Regions from separate parts of the Homo sapiens genome. Here all the other regions are linked to region 2. Evidence: chromatin loops called from intact Hi-C (ENCODE). Cell type or tissue: OCI-LY7. All regions are shown on one strand.

Region 1 (8,000 bases), 98 kb before region 2:
ATTTTACCAGCCAAGTGCCAGCGAAGTGGTTCCGACTGTGCTGGCTTATGGTAAGGAGACCTTCCTCCCCTCCCCAGAGAAGGTCAGTTCATTCACATGACAGCGAGACCCCCTTGAACAAAACCTTCAAAGCCATGCGAAGGGATGATGGCTTGTCCTCATCTAGGCAGCCGTTGCAGGATGGCTTTACTATGAAAATTCCCTCCTAGGTGAGAGTGCTGGTGGCAGCTCCTGAGCCGCTGAAAGAAGCATGGTGGAGTGGAAATGTCTGGCCAGGGGCCTTTAGGTCACCCCTGCCCCCACCATCTGCGTGAATTCACTTCCCTCTCTCGGCTTCCCCCTCAGTTTCCCCATTTGTGCAATTGGGGCGGATGGAGCTGGGCAACTGTTTCCCAGACATCAGTCAGCACCGACCATCTCTGCTAGTTTTTCCACTTAAAAGTATTTACCCAGGACGAGAGCAATTCTGAATTACTAGCACTAGTGGAAAGCCCGTATCCCTTGAAATAATTCTAAGGCAACAACAAAAGTACTTTTGTTGGTTTCCTCTCGTTTTATTGGTTGTTATTTTTCTTTTCACTTGGTTTCTTTTCAGAATCATTTTATAAAAAAAGGGCAATGTTGAAAATGAAGAACCTTTCCTTGTTCCCAGATGCCCCCCCAGGCAGCCCCCCACTGCAGTTCAGGAGGGAGGAAAATGACTTGCTACTCTGGCCCCCACCATGCCTGCCAGGAAAAGACCCCCCGCAACCAGGCAACTCTTGCCCCTCCCGCCCACCCCTCTGCAGGTTGATCCTGGTCACAGGTGGCCGAGGTAAGAACTGTTGGGATCAGGTTGGAATTCTGACCCTGGAAGGTCACAGCCAGGGCAGTCTGTGAAGAGCACATTGCCCTCTGACTCCTGAGACAGGCAGGACCCAGGATGGGGGGCTTCGATGGGGCCTGTGCAGTTCTGTGTAGCTAGACTTGGAGGGGCAGCAGCTGCTCCCCGGCAGGAAACAGTGTCAGACCTAGCTGGTCTCATCTGTGAAATGTTTGACGGTTCCAGCACCCCAGCCCCTTGCTCATACAGAATGTCGGGGGATGGGGGGGGACTTAGCCCTGGGAACAGGCCTGGCAGCATTGGTTCTTCTGCCAGGTGGGCAGATAGCCCAGGCAGTGCCGGGGGAGTGCTGGGCAGATGTCCCAGACCCTTCCAGCCTCTGGCTTGTCCCACATCACATCCTTGCAGGTGTCCCAGGCTTGTCCCACTACCCCACACCCCAGCAGTCCTCCAGGGTCCAGGCTCTGAAATGGGGTCCCGAGCTGCCAGGTCAGGCCTCCCTGGGGATACCTGAGTTGATTCACCCGACATCTCTGCAGCCAGATGCAGGCTGGGCTAGTGATAATAACAAGGACCATTTTAACACAAAACGGGACCCTCGTGTGCTTCTTCCACTGGAAGGATGGGCAGAGCCATTCCACTGACCAGTGGGGATTGATCTGGGCCCTGGCAGTGACTGGCGCTGCCTCTCCAGTGATCCAGTGATCCTGCTGGCTTTCCGCTTCATGACAGTGATAGCTCTCAGTATTGACTGGACTGGAGGTCGCTCTGTGCCGAGGAGAATGTCAAGCCTGTTAGATCATAAAAACCAGCATTGCTGTCAGTGTGAGCTTAGCTGGTGGCCCCTCCTTTCCCCGCCTTCCCTGCCACAGGGAACTCAAGCCGGTTTGGAGTTAGGGAGCAAGTTGATCCGTGTAAATAATGCAAAGGATTATGAATATGAATAGGGGACTCGTTCTGTTCTGAGGAAGTCAGCTTCCTGGGCTGCGTCTCTCATCTTGTTTATTAACATGCTGTCCCCACTCAGATGCCTTGTTTCGAAACAGCGTGCCGGTGTTATGATTGTGATTACTATTATTATTTGTGCAGTGGCATTTGGAAGCCCTTATTAAGTGATTCCCGTTTGCTTCGGCATGAATGCACAACATGCGAGACTTCAGGACAAGTTCAGCGTCTCCAGCACACACAGTGCCATTTAAAGAGGAAGCCCTGGTTCCAGTGTTGGCTTCAGAGAACAAACAAATACTGATTTTTCCATTTCGGGCTCTTTTGTGAAGTGCTTTGATTCTTAAATCGGAGCCGGCTTTCAGGCACCTATCTTCTCACCCTTTGTTCCTGTGGACAGAAGTGATGGATTTTGCAGTCTGGAGGCATCTGTCATTTTGAATCCATCTGCTTGTTAGGCACTTCCAGTGTCTCTGATGTGACACCATTTGGGGTTTCAGCATTTCATCACATTTCCCACCGGGAGAGCCTGGGGTTTGTGGGGGAGGTGGTGGGGGTAGGGGCACAGTCAGGATTTTCCACTTAAGTTATTACTATTTAAGGCTTGGGATAGTATTTTTAGAAGACATTAAATCAAATAAAAGGAATCTGAGAGGGGACCCTCCCCTATGCAGGAATATTTCTTCTGTGTGCTGTTTGGTTGCTTCCAGTAATGACGCACTCACTACCTATAAGGTAACCCATTCCATCAAAGTTCACATCTGACTGTTACGCCTTATTTTCTCCTTTCTTTGTGTCCATAATCACCCACCCCTTTGAACTTCTGGAGTTGTTCAGAACAATCCTAAAAGGCTTCTTACTTGTATGAGACACAAATATCACATCCCATCTTCAGGCTGAAAAAGCTCCATTCTGTCTGCTTTTAGTTTGATGGCAACTTGCATGGGACAGTTTCGTATAACAGGCTCTATCTAGTTTAAAACCTCATAGGAGACAGGTTCTGGGGGATCTTTGGAGGTTCTCCTAAGATTCTGCCTATTCACAGATGATGCGACATGAACCCATCTTTGATGCCCCTGCCAGGCCACTCCCGTCTGTACCCTGTTGAAAGGCATTCCTCGATGATTCTTCAGGCTTGATGTCCATGTTTCCATCCCAGCGATCATATTTGGTTTAGGGGTGGCTGACATATCTTGGCCCCAGGGAGACAAGTGACCAATCAGAGATAACATCCTGGCCAATCAGAGCACAGCCTTCCTATTGGCCAATCAGAACATGGCCCCCTGGCTAATCAGAGCACAGCAGCCCCCTGACCAATTAGAGAACAGCATCCCCCTGGCCAATCAGAGCATAGCATTTCCCCTAGCCGATGTCACCGGCCCTGGGATAGGCCTGACCTATTAGACCTCATTTCAGAACTTTTACTGGGACAGTGTGGGAACGTGCCGCCCCCACCTCCAGATGGCACGAAGTAGGGACTACTCCTTGCTGTCTCTTTTTTTTATTTTCCAGCCAATTAACTCACTTTTCACTTAAGCTAGTTTGAGTTGGTTTTCTGTGATTTGCAGCTAAAAGATACCTTGAGACACTTCCTGCTTTGGGGACACATCCTTCAGTGTGGCTTTGGATTAGCGCATGTGTTCTATGCAGCCAGGCAGCATGGCAGAAGACTTTACATAAAATCACAGCCACCATGATTTTTATTCCCAGAAGCAGATCTTGGAGGTGGTGACCAGGAAAGAGAGTCTGAAAAGAGGCTGTAACTGTCACCTGCAGGCATTTTGATACCCACAGCTTGTAGTTTAAAGCGACGGCTCTGCAATTCTGAGGTTCCCTGATCTTGTCTTTCTTCAGGAGGAAAAATTAGGAGCTAGCAGGAGATATAGTCAAGAAAAGAGAACCTCAGAAACACCGGAAAAAGCATCTTTATGAGTGTAAACCATATTAATTCAATCTATCCTTATTTAAATATCTTAAAGCTCACAACAGGCTTTTCTCAGAGGAGAAAAAGAAAATGAAATCTCCATATGGAGACTTGAGTTATTGTAATATTTTAGATAGGTTACCAGGGGGCATCAATGATTGCATTGCCATTGGTTTTTTACTACACTAACTTTATTACCTTTATCTGGATTTATATAGCGTTTGATAGAGTTTATATCGCTAGATGTGTAGAAAACCATCTGAATGTGCCTATAGCGTTGTGTCTGAGTGTGCCCCATGGAAGGCTAATAAATTATAAAGTAATCTATCTGTTCCACTTAAAGGCAGAAGTGTAGTTGATTCTGGCTGCTTTATTTATGTGTTGGCTTATGCTTTAGGCTAGCATTTTTTGTGGGAAGGAGACTGGGTCAGGGGAGTGGGGTATGGGGAGCATGTGAGGATGTCTGCCCAGTTGTAGTCGATTTTGGGCCTGCACCACAGTTCCCCTTCTCCCTCTGCCCACTGTGGCTGCTTTTTCCCCTTCTGCAGGTGCTGGTCTGAGGGTCCGCACCAACATGTCCTGCTGTCATCTCCATCAGTCTTCTTCCTGGGGAACCCAACCTGTGACACCTTCCTCTTATTAACCACCTGCCAGTCACCCAGACTGGTAACCCCTGGTTTAGGGCAAAGGTCAGGTCTAGGTGCCACTGAGCCCCTTATGAGCATGTGACCTCCAGGTGGAGTGGGGGAGGGCTTCACATACCTCTCTGGACTTGTGTTTCTCATGGTGACTTGGGATCGGTAAGACTTGTGCTAATTTTTCTGATCCTTGGACCACAGGACCTGAAACAATCTTTCAGACAAGTGACAGCTCAGAGGCTTAAATTAGCTCAGTGATTCTCACCCTTGAGTGAGCATAAGATCACCTGGAGGATTTGTTAAATGGCATCTGCTGGGCTCCATCCCAGAGTTTCTGATCGGTAGACCTGTGGTGGGGCCCGAGGATTTGCATTTCTAGCAGGTTCCCAGACGCTGCAGGTGCTGCCGGGTCGAGAACCACGCTCTGAGAACCACCGAGTGAAACAAAAGGAAAATTCTCACAAGGGCAGGAGCTGTTAGGTCTTTCTTTGAACCACATTGCCGAGGAATTATCTAGAAAGTTGATCTATTAGTAGTGATTAGTTTGCGGTGGGACATAGAATCCTCTCCCACAAAACCATCAGCCAGATGCCACAGTGGGTTAACTTTACTATGAGATGGCGATGAAGATGGAGATGATGTAATCATCACTGTGTCATCCAGACTTGCTTTTACAAACGCAGCTGTCTCTGACAGGGGTTCTGCATCACTGAAATTCATACCAAGATGGTAATTACTGGCAATGTCAGGCAGGTCTTGAAGCAATTTGACAGTTGTCATCAAGCTATCATCAAGCACTGGGTGACTGATTAGATGAAGGGATCTGTAAGACCCTTTCAGAGCTCGTGGTCTGACAATGGGAAGGGTGGGACAAGTATCCTTAATCTCATGTCACAGTTAGAAGAAACAGGTTCAGAGAGTCCCCCATCGGGCCACACAGCTCATAAGAAACTCAGTGGGACCTAGACATCACCTTTGCCCTGAATTAGTGGTTACCAGTCTGGGGGACAGGCCAGTGGTTACAAGGCTGAGTTCCCAGGAGGAAGACTCTGAGGCGGAGGCCAGAGTGCAGGGCGTTTTATTGGGAGAATCCCCCATTAAGCAGACATGCCTGTGTTTTTACACCCCTGACTGAGTCAGTTGGCTCTGCGTCACCCTGGGCACGGGCAGGTCAGCTGACAGCTAAGGCCACCCACAGCAGCGTCACAGCAGCTGGGCAAAAAGGCCCACATTGTGGGGGGATCTGGGCGGCACACCCCAGTGCCCAGCACAGCAGGTGGGAAAATGTGAGTGCTGCAGACAAGGTCCCTGGTGAGCTCCTCGTGGTATTTCAGAAGCCTGTGCAAAACTGGCTCATTTACCTGCAATAAGTCCCCATTGCATAAAGAAAATGTCAAGTCACTTTGCTCTTGGCAGAAAGAGTTACCTTGCTGTTCCATCTTGCACATATCAGGCCTTCTCCAGATTCTTTGACGCCCTCGTGTCTGTGGTCCTCTTGCCTTTGGGACCCTCGTCCTGGCCCTGCTGACCTTTCACCCTCATCGTGTCCCCTTCCCCTCTTGCTCACACTGCCCCCAGTCCAGGATCCTGCGCAGTCTCCAGCATGGAAACTTCGCTCAGGCTTATCACCAATTCCATCCAATCTTTTGTCTAAGCACAGGAGCACTTAGTGTGCTCCAAGAGGTGCAGGCTTTTGAAACTCAAAAATTGAGCATCCCCTTTGCTTTCCTTGGCTCTCTCTGGGTTCCCCCTTCCCTGAAGCAGTGAGCCCAGAAGACCCAGTGGACTGAGTAGGAGGGGGCTGCAAGTGAGAAAGAATCACAGAGCTCAGCAAGCACAGCGATTTATGTTTCAAAAATATCCCATCCACACTCAGGAGCCTGCAGGCCCCTGCCCACGGTCTGCTGGGTAAAAGGAAGTGGCTGTCCCCATCTTTACCTCCTGGAAATCTGAGTCTTCCTTTATTCCCTTAAAAAGCCCAGCACACTGTGCACACAACTGCCAAGGTGACCTTTCAGCATTTCCTCTGCTTCAGTGCCCTGTTCTCCTTATTTGATTTTGTTGTTACATTTAATGAGGTTTCTCTAAAAAGAAGAGATCATTTCCGACTATTGCTAATTTAACAATAAGTGGAAAAGCAGTGCTCAGGAGTGAGTGGCATCCCCTTTGATTTCTTCAGTAGGACATCATCCTTCAATAGGGCAGAGGTGTCTTCCTGGGCTGGCCTGAGAGATTAAGGATTTAATGGCATGGAGAAGGGATTTGCTTCTCCATACATGGTGCATTTAGCTCAGAAAGTGAGATGATTTTTGAAAATATCAAAAACTATCATTAATTTGGGCTGAACCAGCCAGTTTTAAACATTCAATATTAAATACCATGAAATAGCATTTTAGAAAAAAGAACTGGATGGAAATGTATTTTGCGTCTTGAGATTTTTCTTCAAGGATGGGGCTTAAGATGGAGTCATACTTAGGTTCAGCTATATGAGCCTTTAAACCAGGGATTGCAAACTGAAATACCTGCAGGGCTCACACAGGAAATGTATGAGAGGGAAGAAGTCTGGGTTTAAGAAATTCGCTGCTCTCTGCCTATCTTTGAACTCTTTTGATAGGCACTTGATTATAAAGAAACCTTTCTCTACCATAAGAAAAATAGCATTATAAACTCAACGAGGCAACTGATACCCAGGCTCGGGGCTGCTGAGACAATAGGGAACGGTGTGGACTCTGGCAAACTGGAGACCATGTTCCCCAGATGAAGGGGACAGTGGTAACTCAGTTCTAGTTTATTGGTTCTGTTTGGGAGTAACGAGCCCAGTGTTGCCAGAGCTGATTTTCCTAGAAAGGCCATTCGTTTGGATTTTCATGTGAAATTTCCCAAGTTTATAACGTTAATAATCATAATTTTAAAAATATCGGGTGGTCAAAACAAAGCAAAAGAACAATACAGCACTTTAGAACACAGTTAGGTGCCACATCTGGCCTGAAGGCCTTTATGCATGATCTGAAGTTATCTAGAATTTGGGAGCTGGAAGGATTTCTAGGGTGCACCAATTTCAACCTCCCACCTAACTGGGGAGAGTTGTATGTGAAGCCTTCTTACAAAGAGGTGGTCTTCCTCTAGTATACACTGACACTGGTGCACCCACTACCTAACGTGATGGGATTGCCACTGTTTCCCAGCAAGAGTTGTAAGAAATTCTCTTGGGTGATAAATAATGACAACCAAGACAAGCCAAAAAGAAGCTCAGGGCAGAATGCAGCTAGTGGGCCTCAGGAAGGGCCCGGAGGAGGCAATGGGAAGCCACCAGAATTCCCCTTTCCTGGGCTTTGCTTCCCTCTGCAACTTGCTTTCCCTCTCCCTTCTCTCTAGTGAGTGCCTTTCTCCAGGCCTCCGGTTCCCACGGTGGCATGTGGTGGCCTCACAGCTTCTTCCGTTAGGCGTGTCTGTTCCAGCCTCCCACGGAGGCCTGCACTCGCTGTCTCTGGTTCTCATTTCCAAGGGTCCAGGAGAGAGAATCTGATTGGCTCACCTACAAGCAGGTGTCGTGCGCTGGTCCAATCAGCTATGGCCAGGGGGTGAGATCACACAGAACAAAGATGGCTTCTGAACAAACCTGGCCAACTCCACGGGTGGGAAATGTCATGTGACTCCCACAGTTCACCCG
Region 2 (8,000 bases):
TGTTAAGTGGGATGTGTCAGTTATTACATTATAGGCTCTAAGTTTTAAACTTGCTCTTCTATTCTCTGGTGTGTGATGCTAGGGGTGGGTCTCTGCAAAACCACTCTTAGTCAGGTGTTCCTTCTTAGGTCCTGCCTATAAGGGAAGATAGAGGCAACTGCAAGGCTGGAGCTGGGAGCAGGAACTATCTGCTTCTTCCATTTTGTTCTGTGTCTGATTCCTTTCCACTTCCTCTCTCTCCCTGTCTGCTTCCCATTTGCTCCTGCTGACTTCCTATTTGCCCTTCATCTGCTTTCTGTCTGCCTCATATCTGCTTCCTGTTCCTGTGAGCCCCAGCTTGGCCAAGCAGGGCTGCCCAGCTTGAGGGGTGAGAAGAATCTTGGGACAAAAGGCAAGTGTCACTCCTGCCTGATGACCGGCTGCCACTGGTGGCCTTTTGCTTGCCTGTCTGTAGTGTCTCTTCTTCTTTCTCAGGCCATGATGTGTTTTATGTAGTTGAGAAAAGTGGAGACTCACCTGACTTCTTGCATCTTGCTTTTATACTGGTGGCCTTGGAATTCAGTAGTCAAGTATTTGCTACCTTTCTTTTTTGATTCTATAATGAATGAATCGTGTTTCAAATGCTGAGGTGTGGAAGGGTCTGTTCTCCAGGGTACAATAAAGGGATACAGCTGGAGGTAGGAGCAAACTGGGAATTTACAGCATCACCCCACCACAGCTGTTATTAATGAATGACCACCTTAATCCAAGAGCATTTGGCCCAAATTGTTGCATAGGATCTTCCTCCTGAGGCTCCAGGATATGTAAGGTGGTTTATAGGTAGTAATGTTTTTCCATCTTTATTAGTGTCTTAAAGGTAGGGATCACTGGCTGTTTTGCTAGCAGCTGGGTTGAGATGCTCTGGGTCAGCTGTACCTATTTTCCTGCTCTACCTGAGAATCCAGGCTGGTAACAGGTACCTGGGATGGGAGATACAGTCACCTGTGACCATGGAGCAATGAAAACCTCATTGGGTGTACAGGGATTGTGTCCATGAACCTGGCCTTGTGAGCATTAAGCTTCGGCTCCTTCAGATGACCTCCAAATGGTTAACTCCTTGGCCTCATTGTAGAACTGCCAGGCCAGGTAGGCCCTCAGGTAATATGAGAAAGTGGAAAGCCTTTGGAATTGGATAGAGCTGGTATGAATTCTAACGTTGACCATGTTCAAATTGCTTAATTTCTCTGTGCCTCAGTTTCATAATTTTTTGAAAACGGTCTAACAGAACTTATTTTACAACTGCTGTGATAATCAACTGGCATGACTGGTAAATATGCCTAGGTGTGTTGGCCTGTAAATGGTGTGCATCTCCCTTTAAGCGATATTTTCTCCTTCTACTTGAGAATTGCAGCTCTTTGGTTGGCAAACATAGCTGCCAGCTTAGTGACCACAGTGGTGTGATATTTTAGGACCAAATGAATGGAGTGATAGTGTGATGGGCAAATGCTGTGTTAATAAAAACAGTATCTATTAACAACCCTGGGAAGAAGCCAGAGAGAAACTCAGAAGGAACACAGAGAGATTTATTCTCTCAAGCGTTAAACCAAGGCAGTCTTAATTGATGGACATTCATTCAGCAAATATCTATTTAATTTCTCCTGCTAGGTACTGGAGATTGTGCCGTAAACTGGACATCAAAGCCCCTTCTCTCATGGTATCTGAATTTTAGTAGACAGAATGGATAGTAAACAAGGGAACAAGGAAAAACACAAAGGCTAATTTCAGATGGTGATAGTGGCTTTGAGGGAATATAGCAGGATGGAGTGATGAGTGACTGGATATAGTAGTCATGCTTTAGTCAGGAAAACAAATCACTCTAGTTATTTCTACAGAGGGAATTTAATAAAGGGAATTAGTTACTCTGGTGCTGGAAAATCTGAGAAACCAAATTGGGGATGATAAAGTACCATCTGGGGATGGTAAAGTGATTTAGAAATTAAGAACAGCAGGAGCTGGAAGCTGTTGTCACCTTTTGGGCTAGAGGGAAAAGGGGAAGAGGTTAGGTTATCAGAACCCAGAAGCTGCTGGGTTAAGCATTAGAACCTGCTACAGGAAACTGGGACCATGGTGGGGGTTTTATATGGGGTTAGAACCACAGAGGAGATGCAGTTTCTGCCAGTGAATGCTGCAGGGAAGAGACACAGGGTGAAATACCCTGGGTTCTCCCCTCTTCCTACCCGCCAGTCTTCTACCAGAGCTTCCAATTGGCTGAACACACGTGGAAGGAGAGAGCAAGGGAGCAGGGAACTACATTGGCATGAGTGGAATGGCTGAAGTTGCTGGTCAGCTCAGAGAAGGTGTCTCTGAGCTAAGAAATCCAGACCAGAAGGAGTCTTCTCTGCTCACATGTGGGTGATGAGCTTCCCCAGCAAGTGCAAGTAAGGGCAAGGAGAACTATGTGAAAACAGCACCAAAGTGGAGCTGTGGAAATAGATGGGAGAACTCTGGGTGGAAGACAGCATGGAAGATTTTCTAGTCCATTCCGCCGCCGCCAGAGATGACATTTACTGCACCAACCTGAACTAATATTAATGCTGACAAAGGCCTCCTTTTGGCTCCTGGCCTTCACGACCATGAAATCAGTAAGGGTTGTGATTATTCCCGCGGTACCCAGGTGGTAGTGAATTGTATCAGTTGTTAGGGCCACATTTTGACAGACCAGTAAGGAGTTTCTCTTCCTGGTGTTTTTCAAAGACCTGGTGACCTGGTCACCTGGCCACCTGGCCCACTGGAAAGAGAACTTTCCACACCTGGCTCTCGATGCCTGAGTTGTTTTGTGTGAATTAGAGGAGACTCAGCCTCAGAAATGTTGTGGGCCTGTACCCTAAGTGGGTCACCAGTAGCCACAAGACTGGCAAGTTAGCTCCCAGACATGACTGGAGCTAACAGTGAAAGGGACTGATTTCTGAGTGTGTCCCATGTTGTAGCAGGTTCACATTGTACCATCTTGGGGTTCAGGGATTCATGTCCCACCAGTGCTGACTAAGGTCCATGTCCAGGAATGTTTTTTGTGTGCTAAGCACAGCAGTGACATCCACTCACTCAGTTTGGGTCACAGGTTCCCTGCCTGGATTCCCGGCACCCTGTGAGTTGCTTCATTCTAGGAGTAATATTATTAATCTCCTCCCCTCTCTTCCTGCCGAGGCTGTCTTTAGGGCTTCCTTGGAGCCATCTGCCATTGGTATTTTGAGTCGGAGCATCCTTTAGCCACAGAGCATCTGTCTGGTGCACCTTGTGTTCTCTCTGAACCTGAACTTGACTCTCTTCTTGGCTCATAAGGAGGGCAGTGATGAGAAGTTCTTTTCAGCTGGGCCTCATTGCTCCTTCCTCATTTCCTGCTCTCAGGGCCCACCTCGTTCTGTCCAGTGGTAAATACCTCTCTAGGAAATCGGCAGACTGAATAGGGCCTCATTTCACGTTCAGAACGCGGGCCACACGGTCTACCTGCCAATGGGAAAAAGAATGGTGTTACTATGTGACATTTTGGGATTAAAGGGAAGAGTGTTAGCTTTTCAGTGTATTTCTCAGGACACAGTCCCGTGGCTTCATAAAATGCTCCTAAATTCAGATATTATATTTTGTTGCAATCTGGTTTGAGGACAGAATAAGGCTCTGGTAGCTGACGTTTATGGCTTTCCATATACACTTTCAGACAAAATTTGTATTGCATTTTGCTTGAGTTATGGTGGGACAGGAGTGTAAACCTTACACTGCTATTTCAGATAAAATGGAGGCTTTGGCTACAATGAAGAAGAGAAGGTGCAGCTTTACATTTCTTGTAAATCAATTTTTGAGAGGTATAAAATACCTTCTTAAAAGATAAAGAAAACAATAAACCAATCTACAGTGAAAACAGAGCATATTAAAGTTTGCATTTATTTTAATTTCCTTTTCCTTATTTGTAAATAAATCAGAATTTAAGCCTTATGTTGGACTTCCCCTAAATTTTACGAGAAGTAAAATTCAAGCCACTCACTTCCAAGTCTGGTGTGCCTGCTTAGCCCAGCTGAAAGATATTGTGATGCTGCATAAGGCAGATGTTTCCTGCTGACGGTGTTCCTGTTGCCAAGTAATTCATGAGCAAATTCACCTGAATTTCACTTCCTGGTTTGGAGAGGGGAAGTAAACCAATGACAAAAAGCACTAATTTAAATTTCATCTGGAGAGGTGCTTCTGCATTGCTCGACATTGTCAAAATACAGATTGCCCCTTGGTGGCGGCAGCAGCTAAAACTTTAGATGAGGCTAATTCTTCAAAATCATTTCTCCCTCCTCTATCTTTTGATCCAAATCCTGCCAAGCCTGTATGGACATCATTCTGGAGGAAACCCAGGTCTATACTATGGAAGGGACTATATCGTGTGTTTAAATAGATTTGAGATAATTTAAAGGAAGTTATGAGGTCGTTTTCAATTAACATATTGTGTTTTCTCTTGACACTACAGATTTGTTGAAGTCATGGTTTTGATGGCAGTTTAATGTCACACACATAGTGTGGCTTAAATCACTTATTTGATCATTTCCCTAATGACAGGTTTTTGGGCTGCTTCCAGTGTGTTGCTGTTATAAATCATGCTTGCGATAAACATACTTGCACATTAATCTCCTTCCTGATCTCTTGATTATTTCCTTAGAACAAATTCCTAGGTGAATTCCTGGGATGGGCATTTTTAAGTATCTTAATGCCCAATTTCTGAATTGCTTTCTGAATGTTAGCCGTGTCCTCCAGAGCTTCCGATTGGCTGAACATAGTCTCTAGTTCCTTGGGGGCAGAATTCATGACTGCATTGTCCCTGTAATATTTTTACATGCCACAATGCTGGAAAGATAATAAGTGAATAATAAGTATATTTAGGTAAGTAATTGGAGGAATGAATAAGTAATTACCCTGCTGGAGTAATGAATCTAACAAGGGACTGGCCATGTTGATGACATTTGAGGAGAATTTGCTTTCTGAATGCCTTCTTAGAAAAAGGATGCATCAGCCCGTACGTGGGCTGTATCTTTTTCACAATCTAGTTACGATTTTCTCACCCTCTAGAAAAGGAAAGCTCACCAAGCACAGCCCCAAACAGGCCAAAAAGTGTTTAAATCAATAGAAGCTATATTTTGCAGAATTTTTAATGGCTGCAGAAAAATACGCCACCAGGAGCCAGAGGGAATGGAGTGGGATTTCTCTGCTGTTTCCTCCTCTGGGATGCTGCATTTTAAGCGCCACGGTCAGGTGCCATTTCTTCTTGCACTGGTTGGAAAACAGGACTCCAGTGGTGGAGGTTCATTTTAGGGCAAAAGAAAAAAAAGTCTCTGTCTGCCCTTGGCCTGCTTTGCTGACCCTGGTTCCTGGTGGGCTGTCTTCACTTTGAAAAAGCTTGTTGGGTCTTTGCTGTCTGTGTTTTCCCATTTGAAAGAAACATGCTAAGAAACACACATACATGTATGTACTCATGTGTACATGTTTATGTATATGTGCTGTGTGTTTTAATTAACAAAATAATACATGGTTGTAACAAATTAAAAGAAAGCAGAAACATAAATGGTGAAAAACAAAAACTTTCGCCTTTGGGTTCTATAGACACACAAACATAAATATATACATTTACATATACATATGTAGAATTTTAAAACTTTACCAAATAGGATCAAATATGACACATTTGATTTTTGTTTTTTTTACACTTTATTTGTTTTTTTATCCTTAATGTCATATTGTGGCCATCTTTTCAAGTATGTTTATGTAGCTCTACCGCATTTTAAGAAATAGTTTCATATTATTCCACTGTAAATGTTTAGTTTCCTGTTGATCAACCTATTGAATATGGATTAAAATAATAATTGTGGGTGAATATTGACAGCACATTTCTGTGTGCCAGCATTGTTCTATGTGCTTTATTTTATTTTGTTTTTTCTTGAGACAGGGTTTTGTTCTGTCGCCCAGATTGGAGTGCAGTGGTGCAATCCCAGCTCACTGCAATCTCCGCCTCTTGGGTTCAAGATCCTCCTGCCTCAGCCTCCCAAGTAGTTGGGACTACAGGCACATGCCACCATGCCTGGATAATTTTTGTGTTTTTTTTTTTTTTTTGTAGAGACAGGGTCTCACTGTTTTGCTCAGGCTGGTTTTGAACTCTTGGGGTCAAGTGACCCACCTGCCTTGGCTTCCCAACGTGCTGGGATTACAGGTGTGAGCCACCACACCTGGCGGTGCTTTGTACTTATTAACTCGTTAATCCTTGCGGCAACCCAGTAAGGTAGAATTCATGTTTGTCCTACTTTATGTGAGGACATTTGTGGCACAGAGAGGCTAAGTAACTTGGTGAAGGTTGCTCAGTTAGGAAGTGGCAAAGCCAGGATTCAAATCCAGCCATCCGGCTCAGCACATATGTTCTTAAGTTTGTTTGTTTGCAATTCTAAATGATGGTGTGGTGAACATCCTTGTAGATAGATAAGCCTGTGTGCATTCTCATTGGTATTTCGGAAGGAGAGAGTTCTAGAAGTAGGAAAGCTGAGCGGTAGCTTCACTCTCTTTTCAATAACAATAGTAGAGATGTCATCATGTCCACGTAGATTGTACTTATAGAAGTGATAGAGAGCAGCATAAATATCAAAGTAATAAGGCACTAACGTGTCACATACAATGGTGCAATGCCTGATTGGTAGACTTGGTAGGTACGCAACCTTTTATCTGTGGGGTAGATGAACAACGATGACCATGATCTTTTGAGTTTATGATTTCGCACAAGCAGCAGAAGCAATGTTTTCCCTTTAGAAAGATAACTGTTCACCCCCAAGACTATTGGATCAGTGGTAAATGGGGTTCCTCCCCACTCTGTGCTGTCTTTTTGGGAAGATCCTGAAGACCATACTTTATATAATTACAGGGCTTTCACTGTGATGAGACCTGGGGGAGAAACAGTGGCCAGTGGGCGGTTTGTTGGGGAGGTGGGTGGAGACTGCACTGCATTTATTTCATTACATCTCAGAACACGGTTTTATTCTTTTGCTTTCCTTTCTTGTGCAGTGACAGAGAGTCGAGGGATTGTGGATAGCCTGCAGAAGTTTTCCTCGCTCCCTGCTTACCTCCCCACGAACTTGCACATCTCCAATGCAGAGGAGTCCTTTTTCCTTAAAGAAGCCAACCAAGACCTCACAAGGAACTCCAGTCTGCAGGCCCGGGTGGAGCCATTCTTCATCTACCGAGCCAGGACACCCCCTATTATCAATGCCAGCTATGGCCCATTTTCAGTGGAGAAGATAATCCCCCAGGAGCTCCTGTTGACATCTACAGCCTTTGGAAACATGGACAAATTTCCCTTCAACTGGAAATTGAAATCCCACATCCTTGACAGCTCCATCTACTCCAACAGACCCAAAGTGCAGACCTTGTTTTATGTCACTGGCATGGGCTGGGATGACAGTGACCTTACGGAAGATCTACCCTGTGTCAAGATGTTTGCTTTCCCTGAGGCCAGGGAAGTGGCAGCCAGCTGTCGGCTGCAAGGGGCCCCAGGGCTGTGTGTGGCTGAGCTGGAGCTGCTGCCCGAGTGGTTCAGCTCAGGCCTGGACCTGGAACCAGAGGAGGAGATCCCAGCCCTGCTCGGGGGCACCACGATGGAGCTCTTCTTCACGCTCTACCCAGCTGACAAGGCTGGCCAGTGTCCTCTGGAGGAGGAAGGCAAGTGGGAGAACAATATCCACTCGGGCCTGGAGAGCCCCCAGCAAGCGTTTCCAGCCCGAGAGAGGATTGGGAGTGTGGTGGTCTACCCAACCCAAGATGATCTGAAGTGGTCCCTGGTGAGCTTGGACGAGAATGTGGTCATCTCGGTACCTCTGAATCTAGTCCGGGAAGGGGACACGGCCACCTTTTTGGTCTCTCTGACCAGTAGCTCTGTGGCAGACCAGTTCACTCTTAGGTAAGAGGCTTTGCCAGGTGGGATGGAACAGAAGCCAACTCTTAGTAATCAATGA
Region 3 (8,000 bases), 430 kb after region 2:
ATATTCCTCTCTTCATTTTTGCAACTCCCAAGTATCTTATGTTACATTTTGTTTTTCTCTTGAAAACTCCAACTTAGTTTGATGCAAGGAAGGCACCCCACACTGTCCCCCATGAATATCAGAAAATACAGTCTGCCTCAGCAACCCTATTAAAAGACTTCATTGCTTTTGGCCTTTGACTTAACACCTCATTCTGGAAAGAGGCAAGTGACGGGTAGTGTCTGAGAGCCCCTCTAAGGCTCTCTTGGAGTATCCTGCCTGTGCAGGTTCAGCAGACGACCAGCGATGCTGAAGCCCTGGCACTCTGACTCAGCATATACTGCCTGGGTGGTTCCGCTGATCACTGAAGCTGCAGGATGAGGAGGCAGTTGACCTGCCTGTTTTAACCTTGGCATTTTGGGACCAGCCAAACCAAGACAGAGTCCCATTTCAACATCCTGTTACTTGTGTGCTTTCCTTATAAGAGGTTCACAGCTTTCGTCATATTATCCAAAAAGCTTATGTCATCGAAAAGAGGTTAAGAACTACCATATACCCTAAAACTTAAAGTATAATAATAATAATAAAAAGAAATCAAGAAACCAAGATTTTCATATAAAAAAAGAACTACTATATAGACAATATTTGCTCACCTGAATTTTAATAAATGCATTCATCACAGTTGTGCAGCAATTTTTTTTCCTGCTCAATACTGGGACTCAAAAAAAAAAAAAAATCCATCCAAAGTTTGTGTGACTGCCATAGTCCAAAACTAAAGTCTGGATTAAATACCTGTGATCAAGGGACATTTTGTGCTGGAATTAATCTTATTTTTTGAGCTTTACTTCATGGTACTACCACTAGCAAAAAACTGTTTTTGAAGTCTTGTGGTGTTCTGGATTTGGCTTTCAAGGGCTGATTGTATGCATCTCTCTCTAATTCTAGGTTTGAGTTTCCCTGAAATTGGCCACTGTGGGTGTATTTACACCAAGGAAATTGGCAAACACTAAAAATTCAGGGTTTATTTTCAGAGATCCAGTTGTTAAATCTTTATCATGTATCATTAGACAAGACTCTCATCTGGAAAGATGTTGCTTGATCCAGAGAAACAAACATTAATTTTTTTAAAAAAAATTTGAGACACATATCAATCCTGCAGAAAAGTATAGAGAATAATAAAACAAACATTTGTGTTCCCATCTCTAGACATTTTTAAATCTTTATTTTGCCATTTGGTTTTAGGAGGGAGGGAAAAAGATGACAGAGTGTGTGTGTGTGTGTGTGTGTGTGTGTGTGTGAGAGAGAGAGAAAATGCATGAGAGTGTGCTTTTTGTTTTGATAATGGAAAAAATATAATTTTTCAATTCTGCAGTAAGCTAAAACTATTGCATTAATTTAGTTTGGGGTGCAACTAAACTAAAATTTTGTATATAATCTGCTTAGATAATTATAGGTATGTTGCTGTGCCATCTAACTATTTTTAAAGGCAGAATATGAAATGTCTGCTATTACTTTTGGTTCTCTGAGCCCATGTTTCCAATACTCACTAAACCTCATCTTCATAAATAGTGCTGTGCTAGGACCAGTGACTGGAAAAATATCAGTCCTTCATCTTCAGAAATTCATAGCAAAATTGCAGAGTAAAACTTATTATTAATAAATATTTCTATTTGGAAAAAGAATAATAACGTTATTTTATAATTAATAATGACAGTTATTATTAACTGAGAAGTAGACTTAAAAGGTAATAGTGGTGTTGATTACTTCACATCTAGTATCTCATTTTCTCCCTAACCACCCAATGAACCAGGTACTCTAATTTTTCACATTTTATGGATTTGAAAATTGGATTTACCTAAAATATAACTTTTATACATAGCAAGTATCAGTTTCAGGAATGGAACCCATTCCTCTCTGACTCTAAATCCATGTTCCTCACCACTGAAGACTGATCAACTCAAGTGGATGTTTCATGGTGGGGGGTGGGGGTGTGACTGGAGGATGCTTGTTGGGCCATTTGCGTGGGCCCTTTGTGTTAGGCTGTTTTCATATTGCTGTAAAGAAATACCTGAGACTGGGTCATTTATAAAGAAAAGAGGTTTAATTGGCTCACAGTTCTGCAGGCTGTACAAGCATGGTGCCAGCATCCGCTCTGTTTCTGGGGAGACCTCAGGCAGCTTTTACTCATGGCAGAAGGTGAAATGGGAGCAGGCACCATACATGGAAAGAGTGGGAGCAGAAGAGAGTGAGGCTGGAGGTGCCACACACTTAAACAACCAGATCTTGCAGCTACTCACTCACTATTGCAAGGACAGCACCAGGCCATGAGGGATCCATTCCCATGACCCAAACACCTGCCATCAGGCTCCACCTCCAACGATGGGGATTACATTCCGACAAGAGATTTGAGTGTGGACAAGTATCCAAACTATATTATACTGAATTCCTTATTGATCTCAGGTGAATTCTTTAGAGTTATCTGCAAGGAAAGCTGCGGCACTAAGAGAGTGCCATTGAAGGACGGGAAGAAGACAGTCCTTGAACAACTTGAAGCTTACATCTTATTTCCCCAATACGAATTTGCAGTTGCTGTAAATTAACATTTTAACAAATGCCATAATTACAAGTGACTACCATAATTATGTTACAATGCTTTTGCATGTGTTGACAGTATTTATTTAGAAAATGTCAATATTAATATATGCCACAGTTTCTGTCAACTTGTGTTGACATTGCTCTTTAAAAGAAAAAGAGGAATTTGCTGGGCTTCTCTTGTCTTTAGATGGACCCATATCTTGTAAATAAATTGTTGCTGGTTTTTTAAAAAAAATCCATGTGTATAAGTGATAAGAGATGTTCCTGACACGGGAAGGGTTCCACACAGTGGAGGGACTGAATATGATAATGGCCAGTGTTTGTTTATCCAAATACAATTTTTCTTAATCAAACAAAAACACACAAACCCAGGAAAATTAGCACTTTCCTCGAACGCCAAATGTCCTCATCTTTTCTTGGAGATGTGTTTTCTATGCTGAGGCAGCCTTGACCTCAGGTGAAAGGGAAAAGCCCCCCTCCACCTGATTAGAGTAAATGATGGGTAAGGAAGCCATCACACCTGCCCATGCAGCTGAGCGGCAGCACAGGGTGAGCATGGCAAATGAGCAAGGAGAGTGGCCATGGCCTCTACTTCATGATTCTGCAGCCACGGCCTGAGGAGGCTGCACTCCAAGGGGTGAGGAAAAGCACAGCTGCCCAGCTGTTGTGGTTTTCTGGCTCTGAGACACCTGTTGAGCCAGCATGAACACAGCTCACTCTGGCCATTGGTCCTCAGCAGGTGCCACTGATGCAGCCCTGTATTCATTTTCCATGGAACCTTTCAGTGTCTCTTATCACAGAAATCAATACACATTGTGAGCCCCATTTTAACAAGAAAGGCAATTGTCAGGGCAATGATCACTACTGCAAAATAAAGTATTTTCTAGAGCATGTTTCCACAGTACCAATTTAACCGGGATAAAGAAGAATTTGCTGAAAATTTGACATTTTCGTGGTATTACACTGGTTATATTTTTAGGATATTATTTCCTAATTGAGTGAACTGTCTAGATTTTCCAATAGCTCCCAAATACTAAAAGCGTTAGAAAACTTTAGTGTGGATACTGATATTTTCTCAGTAAAACCTTACTGTCTGGGACTATATAGCTCCAAAGTCGTTAATAAACGTAATTTTCCCAAATAAAATTTCCCAGCAGCCCAAATTCTTTCTCTGGAAGGGGAGCTTTAGCTTTGGTGTCAAATGCTTGTTGCATGATCTTTGGCTTAAATGGGCTGACTTGGCACCCACGTGTTTTAAAGGCGTTTCCATTGACCTTCGAGGACACTCAGTGCCCCCTAGTGGATCACACGTGCAGCCTCCACCAACACCCAGCACGTCGGTGACGTCAATTCCCGCCCCGCAGCCGGGCTGAGGAGTAACTCCTTCAGAAAAGGAAGGGCAGGGAGCCCTTACACCCCATTTTTTCCAAAGTCACACCCAGAGACTGACAGCAGACAGATAGTTTCCCATAGCTTCCAACATCCCTGTCTGGAGACCAAAAATAAATGCCTCACCAAGATGTTTTGATTACTTGAATCACACACTGTCACAATCAAAGAACCCAAACGTCTATATTTTTGCTGAAACAGGCGGCTTAGAGCTTTCTGTGTCCCCAACACATATTTTGGTTATTTTTCTAACTCTGCTCTTCCCCTGAGTCCTTTCTTGAGTCCTTCTCCATATTAAAAGTGGTGCTAGCAATGCGGAGACCATGGACTGAATAGTATGCCGAAATTAGCTTGATGAAAACCTCTAATTAAAGGGGAATCATTTTTTATTCAAACAAACCCTGTGCTTCACAGGATTAAATATCTTATATTTAAGTCAATGATAATTGTGAATTACGGATCCTTTGCAAGAAACAATGCAAAATTGGCTACTGGGCCTGTTTCCAAAGTTAGGGTAAATTTATGACAAACTTGATATTGACCAATAATATTTTAACAGATTTTAAAATTACTAGCATTGCTGCTTACAAGGAATTTATTAGATGAGATGAAGTAAAATATATTGAAATAGATATCTTTTTGAAATATTAGTAGACCGTATACTAAATCACAGCAAATATAAAACTTCTCCTTTATGTGTATTCCTACTCGAAATTATAAACAGTGCTTTTAAGTTTTCATGCCAAGAAGTACCCAAAGTTAAAAGAATATCCCCACAAATAGAGGTTTCCATGGAGGGATTAAAATTAGGGATTTATAATTTAGAGATTTCATAAATTATATTCACAATTTTCATCCCTAAAGTACTGAGCACATGATTATTTGCTATATTATGCTTTATACCTGCAACAACATATTGCAAGAGAATTCTTTTTGTCTTAACGAAGGATAATTGCCTGGAGTTCACAAGTTCTACAATGAGGTGCGGACCACAATGGGAAAAGGGCACCTGGAGATATTGAGGTAGATGTTGCAAGCAATATAATTGCCTCATCCCCATAATTGTCCAGATATTAATTCTCATGCTATGGTTTGGATATGTTCCCCAAAGATTATGTGTTAGAAACTTAACCCCGAATGCAGCAGTATTGAGAGGTGGGGCCTATAAAAAATGATTAGGTCATGAAGGCTCTGCCCTCATGAATACATTAATGCCATTATTATGAGGGTGGGTTTCTTATAAAATGAAAAGTTCGGCCAAATTTCCTTTCTCTCTCACCCATGTGATGCTTTCCGCCATCTTATGACGGAGCAAAAAGGTCGTCACCAGATACGATTCCTCAATCCTGGACTTTCTAGCCTCTGGAATTGTGAGACAAATACATTTCTGTTCATTATAAATGACCCAGACTGTGGTATTCCTTATAGCAACACAAAACAGACTAAGACACCCCAGAACCAGTAAATATGATAGGTTACATGGCAAGGGGAAATTTAGGTAGCCAATAGAATTAACGTTGCTAAGAAGCTGATCTTGAGATGGGAAGATTAGCCTGGGTTATATGAATGAGCTCAATGCTATTACCAGGGTTCTTAGAAATGACACAGGAGGCAGAAGATGGAGACTGTTAGGTTGGAGTTACATAGCATGAGAAAGTCTTAACCAGCCATTGCTGGCCTTGGAGATTAAAGACGGCCACAAGGTGAGCAACTGGAAAGCCTCTAGAGTTTGCAAAAGATGAGAAAATGGGTTCTACCCTAGGGGATCTAGGAAGGGACCCTTAATTCTAGCCCAGAGACACCCATTTCAGACTTCTCTCTTTCCAAAATAGAAAATAAACTTGTACTGTTTTAAGCCACTAAGTTTGTGATAATTTGTTACAGAAGCAATAGTAAACTAACATGGTATAAAAGTGTTGACACTTGGGTGAGGGGCCCAAGAAGCAGCACAGTCTAGGAAGCCTCTTTGTCCTTGTGGGCTGGAGACTCCTTTCTTCTGCCCAGAGACATTAGGCTAATTGAAGGACTCTGGTAAGGGGATCCCACCGCCAAACCCCCTCCCTTCTGAAAGACACCTACCAGTCTGGCCTGGAGAAATCCCTTTTAGCCCCTTAGGCAAAGCCAGCAGGGATCCATGAGAGCTCTAGTGCCACTAGATAAACCAAGCAGACCAAAATAATATCACAAGGGCTCTGAAAATTAAGCTCTCTTTGGAACCATAGTCCACAAAACTGACCAAGACCCACATGCTAAACATCAACAGGGTAACTGCCTAGTTAAAAAAAAAAACTGAATGAAAGCAAGTTTTCACACTTCAGCTGTTGTGATAAAATGTTGACACCAGTAGATTGCAATGCATCACACAAGTATATTGCGACACACCCGGAACAACCACAACCAAACATACACAAAAATATGTGCTGTAAAACACTAAATAAATCAGAATGGAATCCTAACAAAGTTCAAATAACCTGCGGCATTGTAAGAGAAGAAAAATAGGAATGAGAATCATAAAAGTAGTCTCCTAAGATAATTGACAAATTTTAGAGAATAAGATAGAAATTACCATATCAGGATGCCAAAAAATCACAGCTTGAATGAAAAAAAAATCAACTGATGCCAATGCTAAGATGAATAAGATATTGGAATTATCTAAAAGAAACTTAAAGCGGGCATCAGAAAATGGTGTCTCAACAATCAATTACAAAATCTTTCTAAACAAAAGAAAATATAAAATCTCAGTGAAATAGTAAATGCTATTTAAAAAACCAAGTGGAAATTTTATAACTAAAAAATACAGTAACAACGTGAGCTCAATAATAGAATGGAGATAACAGAGGACAGAAGCACTGAATTTAAGTAAAGAAAAAGAAAATTTACCCAGTTTGAATAGCAGAGAGGGAATAGACTGAAATAAATAAATAAATAGAGCTTCAGTGACTTGTGAGACAATACGAAAAGACTCAATGTTTGTATCATTGCATTTCCAAAAGGAGAGGAGTAAGAAAGCAGCTGAAAGATTGTTTTAAGAAAGAATAGCTTAAAACATCCTAAATTTGGTGAAAGATACAAACCTACATATCCCAGAAGCTGAGAAAACTCCAAACAGGACACGTGCAAAAAATGCATGCCAGATTGTTTCATAATTAAACTTCTGAAAAGTGACCAAAAAGTAAAAAATGTGAAAGCACCAAAGCGAAATGATAAATTGTCTTTAGGGAAACACAATTTAAAGAACAGTGGATTTCTCCTCTGAACCACAGAAGATAGGAAGAAGTGATATAATATTTTCAAGTGCTGAAAGAAAAGAACCATGAATTCTGTATCTGGTGAAACTATTCATCAGAAATAAAGGAAAACTAAAAGAATTTGCTGTAGACCTACCATTAAAAATTGTTAAAATAAGAAACAGAAAGAAAATGAAAGAGCTTAGATGCATCAGGAATTACGAAGGACAAATAAAAAGAACAGAAATGATATGTCCAATGGACTACTTTTTGCTTCATGAGTTTTGAAAATCATATTTGATTATTGAAACAAAAAGTACCATCTAAAACTCAAGACAATTGACAATTAAAAGCAGGAAAGCAAAAATAACCTAAATGGCAGTGAAGTTTTCACACTTTACTTGTGGTAAAATGTTGACACTAGTGATTGTAATACATCATATAAGCATATTTGGGACACATCCAGAGCAACCACTACCAAACCTACACAAAAATATACACTCTAAAATGCCATAAACCAATCAAAATGAATCCTAAATAAAGTTCAAATAACCTGCAGGAATGTAAGAGAAGAGAAACAGGAATGGAAAACCATAGAAAGGAAATTGTAAAGTGACAGATTTAAAAACAAAAAAATCTATATTTACCTTATATGAATATATAAATAATGTAAATACACCAATCAAAAGACAGAGATTAGCAGAGAGGATAAAAATAGTGTGATTCTACTGTATGTTACTTAAAAGAGACTCACTTCAAATTCAATGACATCAGTAGGTTGAATGCAAAAGGATGGAAAAAGATATGAAA

What was found. Hi-C counts contacts between places; a loop is a spot of excess contacts. Peaks named below come from ENCODE experiments on the same cell type or tissue, not always from the same donor. Only the 100,000 strongest peaks of a DNase experiment are listed, where the experiment ranks them.
Region 1: a loop joins it to region 2, with 1.9 times the contacts of the local background. A loop is called at or near these places in 3 of 110 quality-filtered maps.
Region 3: it touches region 2 in a loop (5-fold over the local background); 3 of 110 quality-filtered maps call a loop at or near these places.

Annotation. Positions count from the first base shown.
Region 1 is chr12:125,244,606-125,252,605 of GRCh38, forward strand. All of the region lies in intron 1 of TMEM132B (transmembrane protein 132B), which reads left to right. Among named protein-coding and RNA genes, the nearest start is that of TMEM132B, 62 kb to the left of the region's middle. RefSeq lists an enhancer at 1,230-1,730. In OCI-LY7, no CTCF peak of the experiment used is centred here; DNase peaks (open chromatin) are centred at 4,646, 5,016 and 5,586; H3K4me3 peaks cover 2,045 bases; H3K27ac peaks cover 3,529 bases.
Region 2 is chr12:125,342,399-125,350,398 of GRCh38, forward strand. It overlaps TMEM132B (transmembrane protein 132B), which reads left to right. Exons shown (of 9, transcript NM_001366854.1): 2 at 7,054-7,945. Among named protein-coding and RNA genes, the nearest start is that of TMEM132B, 160 kb to the left of the region's middle. In OCI-LY7, CTCF peaks have their summits at 4,265 and 4,467; a DNase peak (open chromatin) is centred at 4,143; H3K4me3 peaks cover 1,215 bases; H3K27ac peaks cover 1,687 bases.
Region 3 is chr12:125,769,366-125,777,365 of GRCh38, forward strand. No RefSeq gene overlaps it. Among named protein-coding and RNA genes, the nearest start is that of LINC00939, 210 kb to the right of the region's middle. In OCI-LY7, CTCF peaks have their summits at 3,875 (motif pointing left) and 4,079; a DNase peak (open chromatin) is centred at 3,856.